Regions from separate parts of the Homo sapiens genome. Here region 2 is linked to region 1. Evidence: read pairs that join two places in POLR2A ChIA-PET (ENCODE). Cell type or tissue: B cell. All regions are shown on one strand. Links, peaks and the distances in the headings refer to the core of each region. The heading gives the core; the rest is flanking DNA. Region 1 has its middle 14 kb from the start of FAM81A. Region 2 overlaps MYO1E (myosin IE).

The links. ChIA-PET counts read pairs that join two places held together with the same protein. Peaks named below come from ENCODE experiments on the same cell type or tissue, not always from the same donor. Only the 100,000 strongest peaks of a DNase experiment are listed, where the experiment ranks them.
Region 2: POLR2A ChIA-PET joins it to region 1 with 6 read pairs; 4 of 35 experiments call an interaction of 5 or more read pairs at or near these places.

Annotation. Positions count from the first base shown.
Region 1 is chr15:59,422,480-59,426,881 of GRCh38, forward strand. It overlaps a transcript of FAM81A not described here. Among named protein-coding and RNA genes, the nearest start is that of FAM81A, 14 kb to the right of the region's middle. In B cell, for the core only: no CTCF peak of the experiment used is centred there; a DNase peak (open chromatin) is centred at 2,302; H3K27ac peaks cover 336 bases.
Region 2 is chr15:59,218,758-59,223,159 of GRCh38, forward strand. MYO1E (myosin IE) reads right to left here. Exons shown (of 28, transcript NM_004998.4): 9 at 4,302-4,402. Among named protein-coding and RNA genes, the nearest start is that of LDHAL6B, 14 kb to the left of the region's middle. In B cell, for the core only: no CTCF peak of the experiment used is centred there; no DNase peak of the experiment used is centred there.

The DNA.
Region 1 (4,402 bases), core at 138-4,137:
ATTTATTTATTTTTTGAGGTGGAGTCTCGCTCTGTCACCCAGGCTGGAGTGCAGTGGTGTGATCTCAGCTCACTGCAACCTCCGCCTCCCGGGTTCATGCCATTCTCCTGCCTCAGCCTCCGAAGTAGCTGGGACTACAGGTGCCTGCCACCACGCTCAGCTAATTTTTTGGAATTTTAGTAGAGACGGGGTTTCACTGTGTTAACCAGGATGGTCTCAATCTCCTGACCTCATGATCTGTCTGTCTCAGCCTCCCAAAGTGCTGGGATTACAGGCGTGAGCCACATGCCCAGCCACCTCTATCTAGTTTCAAAGCATTTAAAACATAGTTAAATGAAATCTGCATGAAAGTAAAGTTAAAGATTCCTTGAGTGGTTCATAAGAAATTTCTGTCATTTATTGAATTCACAAGTTAATTTAAGTTTTAAATGGTAAATTTCTTAACTGTATGAATATTTTTTCACTTTGCTTTTTTATTTGCCTATGGAATAATGATAATAATGATAGTAACAGCTGTTATTTATGGAATGCTTACTACATGTGAGAGACTTTGTATATATTTTCTTTTCCAATCCTCACAACAACCTAATGAAATAGGTATTATTATTATTTTTTATTTTTTAATTTTTACTTTTTAAGACGGAGTCTCGCACTGTCGCCCAGGCTGGAGTGCAGTGGCGCGATCTCGGCTCACTGCAAGCTCCGCCTCCCAAGTTCACGCCATTCTCCTGCCTCAGCCTCCCTAGCAGCTTGGGACTACAGGCGCCCGCCAACACGCCTGGCTAATTTTTTGTATTTTTAGTAGAGACGGGGTTTCACCCTGTTAGCCAGGATGGTCTCGATCTCCTCACCTCGTGATCCGCCTGCCTCGGCCTCCCAAAGTGCTGGGATTACAGGCGTGAGCCATCGCGCCTGGTCTGAAATGAGTATTATTATTAACTTTTGATAGAAAAGGACACTGCAGCTCAGAGATTTTAGCAAACTTTTCCCAAGGTCACAGAGTTATCGCTTGGCTGAGCTGAGATTTAATCCAAGTCAATCTGACTCCAAGACTTGACCTCTAAATCACAGCACAATAACGTTTCTTGTGGACACAGACTTATTATATGTGACAAAAGGGAATTATGGAGAAACGTAAACTCTTAGGAAGCAATAAAATGGATACACATAAACTCAAGGTTAAATATTTGGAAATAAGGAATGAGAAGCTAACAAAATACAGAAATTTTTATAGAACCATTCACAATTAAGGAGATTTCATGCTGAAAGTTTTTCATATAATGTAAGAGACTTATATTTAATTACTCACGGGTCAGGATTTTTAAACATGATTTATAACTATTACTGCCTCTCTCTTATATCACTGATTTCTCTTCCTTTACTGGATCATTCCTATCTGAAAGGAAACCTAGGTTAACATTTTCCATTTTTTTAAAGAACGAAACAACTTATCTTGACCCCACATCATTTCTTTCTGGCTACCTTCCCATTTGTCTGCTCCTTTCACTGCGGAACTTCTTGAAAGCATTGCCTGTGGTCACTACATTCTCATTCACCTCCCATCTTTTCCTTAGCCCACTCCAGTAGAGATTCTGTCCCCACCATTGCACCCAAACTGCCCTCATTAAGGTCACCAGTGACCTCCTTGTTGCCACGTTCATCACTCACTTTTTGGGCTATACCTTTTGGAACTTTTCAGCAGCCTTTGACCCAGCTGACCAGAGGGTTCATACCCTCCTTGAAACTCTTCTTTTGTCTTCTGTGTTACCACACTCTCCTGGTTTTCTTTCAACTATGAAGGCTCTTTCTTCTCAGTCTCCTTCCTTGGTTCTTGGTTCTTGATTTCTGGCATCTGGTTCTTCCTTCTCTGGCCCAGGGCTTCATTCTGAACCCCATACATTTCCCCATGTGCACATCTTCCCTAGATAATCTCATCCAATCACAGGGCTTTATGTATCTCCTGTATACTAATGCTAATCAAAGGATGGCTTCTGCTCAAATTCTCCCCAAAACTTCAGACTCACAGTTCCAGCTGCCATCTTGATGTTTTTTCCTAGAAGTTGGTAGGCATTACATACTTGACAAGTCCAAAACTAAGCTCTCGATATCCACCACTGAATCTGCTTTTCCCACAGAGTTCTCCATTTCATAAATGGCATCATTATTTACCTATTTGCTTACGTTATAGAAGAAAAGCCAGAAAAAATTCTTGATTTCTCTTTCCTCTTTTCCTGCATCACAAGTTCGCTGAACTCTACCTCTGCATTCTAGTCAAAGTCAGTCCACCGTGTCTATATCTATTTCCTCTGCAGTCATTGTAATCCAAGCCACTGTCATACCTCACTACTACAATAGCCTTAAAACTGGTTTCTCTACTTTCTCTTCCTTCTCTTATGCCCTCGTAATTCGTTCTCAAAACAGCCACCAGAGTAAATCAGATCAGTTACTCCTCTGCTTAAACCATTCCATGGCTTATATCAAATACAACCAAAACTATTTACTGCAACTTTCAAACTTCAACATACATTCTCCTCTGGTACTCCTCTTTTTCCCTCTTTTATTTAATTTTAATTTTAATTTTATTTTATAGAGATGGGGTCTTGCTATGTTGACTAGGCTGGTCTCAAACTCCTGGTCTCAAGAGATCCTCCTGCCTCAACCTCCCAAAGTGTTGGGATAATTTTTCCCCTTAGAATGTAAGCTCCATGAGGGCATAGACCACGCAATGACTACAGTGTCCCTGTGCCTATGATAGTGCCTGATACAGTCTAGGTGCTTGATGGATGAAGAAATTGAGGCTCAAACAAATAAAATGACTTACCCCAAATCATCGACTTGGTGAGAGATGAAGCCAGAATTTGAATGCAAGTCTTTGAATCTTGGAGTCCTTCTTTTTCATTACCATTCATGTAATATGTGTTCAGCAGATAATTATTTTAATTATCTGAGTTATGGAAAAAGGCCCCTGACCTTCTGTTATTCATAAGCCTTATTTAAAAATTGCTAAAATAGTTTTTTTCTTTTTTATTGCTTTATAAAGTATTATTACAGTTACACACAGAAAAATCGTACTTTAAATGAATACTCTATCTGGAAAATATTTTTGTTTTAGTAAAATAGGCTTTGCCTTGGCTATTCTTTTATTTGTTTATTTGTTTGTTTTTGAGACAGGATCTCACTCTGTTGCTTATACTGGAGTACAGTGGCATGATCATAGCTCACTGCAGCTTCAAACTGCCAGGCTTAAGTGAGCCTCCTGCCTCAGCCTCCTGAGTAAGTGGGACTACAGGCCTGCATCACCATGACTGGATAATTATTTTATTTTGTAGAGATGGGGGTCTCACTATGCTGCCCAGGCTTGTCTTGAACTCCTGGCCTCAGGCGATCCTCCTGTCTTGGCCTCCTATTGGGTTTACAGGCATAAGCCACTGCACCCAGCTGGCTATTCTATTTTTAATGGGCTCAAACTGAACTTAAAAGTCATCTTCTGATTTTGTTTGGTCAGAAAGTTATTAAAATATATTTGGAACAATTTGCTATGCAGTCAATGAGTTTATGTTCTTTTGAACAAAATTAGTTTTTAAATTAGTCTTTAGTCCTCTAAAAAAGGCTTCATAATGCCATTCTAAAGTGGAAGAATTGTGGTTTGCTAACCACACTTTTTGAATTGTCTCCAAAACAGAAATACAGAAATTATGTCCTGGGAATAAAGGCAGTAAGACTCTTAAAGAAATAACCAGAAGAATTTCAAAATAATAGGTACAAGTACTTTTAAAATATTCTATAATTTATTTCTCCTAACTCTGGATTAAAAAAAAAAATTGGCTCTAAGAAATACACGTACTGACCAGGTGTGATGGCTCTTGCCTGTAATCCTAGCACTTTGGGAGACCGAGGTGGGCGATCACCTGAGGTTGGGAGTTCAAGACCAGCCTGACCAACATGAAGAAACCCCGTCTCTACTTCTCTACTAAAAATACAAAATTAGCCAGGCGTGGTGGCGCATGCCTGTAATCCCAGCTACTGGGAGGCTGAGGCAGGAGAATCGCTTGAACCCAGGAGGCAGAGGTTGCGGTGAACCGAGATTGCGCCACTGTACTCCAGCGTGGGCAACAAGAGCGAAACTCTGTCTCAAAAACACCCAAACAAACAAACAAAGAAATACATGTACTCAGTTTATAAAATCAAACTTGCTTATACTGATGTTTCTTCATCTTTTACTGTTAGACATTATCTAGTCACTTCCTACTAAGGAAGGTGAGGATTTAGTTCTCCAACACGCCTCGACATACCTCTGCCACATACACTTCCCCCCTAAGCTTCTCAATAGAGTGACATAGCAATCTTTCATTAAACCAACACTCAGTAACATATTTACATTATAACTATTGTTCACAGCTGA
Region 2 (4,402 bases), core at 317-4,316, 200 kb before region 1:
CTTGCTGGGGTAGTCAAGAGATTTGAGCTGGGTGTAAAGGATGAATACGATTTGTGCAGATGCAGAGAGGAGAAGGGAGTGTACCAAGGGGAGGAAGCAGAAGTGTGGGAGACATGATCAAGACGAGACGGTCTACAGTGTGTGGACTAGCACTGGCTACAGGTGAAAGTTCAGGTCAGATTTAAAAGGTTAGGACAGATTCCAATGCTGGGGGTCCTTGAATGGTATGATATATTTGGGCTGGAGGCAAAAGGGGGCCTGATGGCTAATAAAGAGGGGCATTATAAGAAGATTCCTCTGAGGGTAGCATATGGAGTGAAATGAAGGGGATGGTATTGTTCATATCCTGCCCTAATGTCACATGGTATGGCAGTCTGTGGTCTTTGGATAGAAAAACGGAGACTTCCATAGCTCAACATCTTGTTTCAGACCATGAAACTTACCAAGGAGGGCTAGTGATATAAATGGGGTTTTCTTGATTTCTGGGCAGAACGTTCTCATATAAATAAATGACACCATTCTTTGACATGAAAGAATGCTCAGATTTTTCCAATATGAATGAAAGATTTTTATAGATGCAATGCAAATTTTGAACTTGGCTGAGTTTTCTTTTTCTGCATAATGCTTTACCAAAATTATCTGATAAAAGAATTTTGTTAAAGGCCTTATGATAATGCTAAAAAATCACAAGCCTCCCAATAAAGGATAATCTGTTTGAATTTCACAGATGGTGTTAGAATATAACGGGCTGACATTTCTCAGTATACACCTTCCAATGAGATTAAGTCAGTGAATACATTTTGAAAAAGTATAATGCCAGAACAAGACATTTATCCTCTATATGAGTGTTTCACAAAAATGCTTTGAGCAATAGAAGGGCTTCCTTTTAGAAAGGACATGTAAACAAAATCAAATGCACTGATCTGAAAATGGCCATTATCCTTAGTTTAGTTTTACTGTTAACACATGTCTAGGAATCTGGATATGTCTTCCAGTGAACTAAACGTGCATTCATCTCACAGAGTTGAACATTTCTTTTGATTGAGCAGTTCTGAAACACTCTTTTTGTAGAATCTGCAAGTGGATATTTGGAGCACTTTGAGGCCTGTTGTGGAAAAGGAAATATCTTCACAGAAGAACTAAACAGAAGCATTCTGAGAAACTTCTTTGCGATGTGTGCATTCATCTCACAGAGTTGCACTCCTGTGCACAGAGTAAGGACAGATGACATTCATAAATCAGACTGGACCCATGTCGGGTTGTTGTGAGAATCAAGAGACATTCACCAACATATCCAACTAAGAAGGGATTTCTTAGTTTGTTTAGCTTCACAGCAACGTAAAGGTTTGACCAGGGAAATGCTACATTTCCATTAGTCTAAGGTCAGGTAAAAAAAACAAAGCTTGTTTGGCCAGGTGTGGTGGCTCACGCCTCTAATTACTGCACTTTGGGAGGCCCAGGCAGGCATATCATCTGAGGTCAGGAGTTTGAGACTAGCCTGGTCAACGTGGCAAAACCCCATCTCTACTAAAAATACAAAAGTTAGCCAGGCGTGGTGGTGCGCACCTGTAATCCCAGCTACTTGGGAGGCTGAGACAGGAGAACTGCTTGAACCCAGGAGGTGGAGGTTGCAGTGAGCCGAGATAGCGCCACTGCGCTCCAGCCTGGGTGACACAGAAAGACTCTGTCTCAAAACAAAAACAAAAAACAAAATAAAACAAAAAAGCTTGCTGTTATTAATGGCTATTTTGCTTTAGTAGGCCAGTTCTGATGAAAATCTTACCATTTTTTTCCATTTTTTTTCTGCACTGCAAGAGCAAGAGAAAGTCTGCTTTTTTCCATTATAAAGGCATGGACTACCACTTCCCTCTACAAATTTATTCCATAGATATACTAAAATATGAGAAAGATGATAGAAACCAAGGCTATTCCTTTCAGTAGTGTTCATTCAGTCTTGTAACAGCAGAAGATCAGAAACCATATTAATGTCCAACAACAGATAAATAAAGTGTAGCCAATGAATGGAATGCTATGCAGCTACAAAAAGGACAGCCAGGTGCAGTGGCTCAATCCTCGATTCCCAGCACTTCCGGAGGCCAAGGCGGGAGGATGACTTAAGGCCAGAAATTCGAGACCAGCCCTGGCAACTAAGCAAGACCCCATCTCTTAAAAAAAAAAAAAAAAAAAAAAGATAAAGCTCCTTAGGAATTGATATAGCATCATCTCACATTATATATATAATTATATATATAATATATATATAAAATTTATATATATATTATATATATATACACACACATAATTTTTTTTCCCTTTTTGAGATGGAGACTCGCTCGTTGCCCAGGGTTCAAACGATTCTCCTGCCTCAGCCTCCAGAGTAGCTGGAATTACAGGTGCGCACCACCACCAAACCTGGCTAATGTTTGTATTTTTAGTAGAGACAGGATTTCACCATGTTGGCCAGGCTGGTTTCAAACTCCTGACCTCAGGTGATCACCTGCCTCAGCCTCCTGAAGTGCTGGGATTACAGGCATGAGCCACCATGCCTGGCCTAAGACACATGTTAAGTGAAAAAGCAACTGTAGAACATTGCAGTATAAGCCCCCAATATTGCACAAAAGTGAGAAAAAGGAGTGGTTGTGTGTAGTTGTTTTGGAACACACATCCTTTAAAGGGAACACAAGAGACTGAGAATCTTGGTTACCTCTGACGAGGGGAACAAGTGGACTAGAAAAGGTATAGAAGGGAGAACTTTCACTGCATACCCCCTCAAGCCACGTTAATGTATTACCAAATGAACAAAACCCCAAATCAAAGGAAATTATTGGTAGGGGGAGGCCCATTTCCTGGACCTCTCTGGCTTCCATCTCAGCCTTTTCCAATCTCCATGCCTCCATCGCCTCTAGTCAGGGAATTTCATGGGCAGTTGCCAGTGCTCGGCCTTACCCATCTGGCTGAGAAGACTACTAACTCTGGACATCAATGTGCAATAAAACACTTCTTGTTTCAAACATCTAGGGAAGTGTTTGCTGTTTCAGTGTCATGATTTTGTTTTCAAGCATAAAGAGGCAGTAAATTATTTTACTATCCAAGAAGGCAAAAAAAATCCAGTCTACTTCAACAGAAACTACCACCAAACCAACACTGTTACAATTAAAAGGCCAAGTGTTAATGATCCTACTGGAAATATATGTGCATTTGTTAAATGTCAAGGATAATGTACACAAAGTTTAGAAACATAGTTATCCTTATTATGATTATTAGGTCATGTTTTTAGACTTTATGGACACCCTGTATATTTATTGTTTTCTACTCCCTTCCCTGGTAAACATAATTCATCTTTTTCTTTATCAGATAGACATCAGAAGTTAGCAGAACTTCCCTCTTTTATCAGAAAAGAAAACAAAAACATAAAAAAAGAACCTTATTTGGAATGGAAATATCCCCACTGCATTGTCAGCAATGAGTGGGATGCTATTTATTACTAAGCATCTAAATTTATCATCCTTAAAGAATGCTGAGAAAGGAAGAATGTCTTCCTGGGTGGTTAAAGGATGTGTGGGTTCTGAGAGCAGCCTGCAAGCTGTTGATGCCTAAGAGGCTAAAGTCATGTGCCGCTGTATTTATGGTAGATTTTGGGCACATGTAACCAGCAGCACCTCTCTGTAGGAAGAACCCTGATTTTTTTTCTCAAAGAGTAAAAACGACCATTTAGGTGTTGAGGCTCCAGGTATACAGATGTGATCATTAAAAGTGATCATCAGAAATGTCAACACAACAGTCAATGTCCATCTTTTTCTGTGTTCAGAAATCCAATGTAATCCAATCCATGGAACAAACTGTGAAGCTGTGAGCTTCCCATATTTACATATATTATATTGCTTGCTCTTTAAAACCTGTAAGTGAATTTAGATCCTAAAGACCAGTTACTGAAAAGGTTTTGATAAAGACAATAAATCTTTTGCATTAAGCCATTACTCTAATCCCCATTAAAGAGATCACTTTATCTTTAAACCAAGGTGTGAAATCCTCCCAGCTTTCCCCAGGTTAATGATAAATTGAAACGATTCCATTAATAATCGATGGTGTGGGACTTGGAAAGGCTGGGGGTAAGGACAGGGACAGGTGCATAGAAGAGGTCTGGTCTCTCGTGAAGCCATTCTGTTTGCCACAGAGGACATGTAGATTTATCACTTCTTCCCAATATTCCCATTTGAGATCTAAGCAAAGGAAAGTGCTAGGTTACTTCTAATCAGAGCTAGCCACCCCTCATTCAATGGCCACATGCCAGGGCTACGCACACTCTTCACTCTCCACAGCCGCGTAGTTGCCAACTTCTTTGAAGCTGATGTTTCCCAGGTGGAGAATACCCGCCACTATCTGCAACACCAGCGTTTGCTCT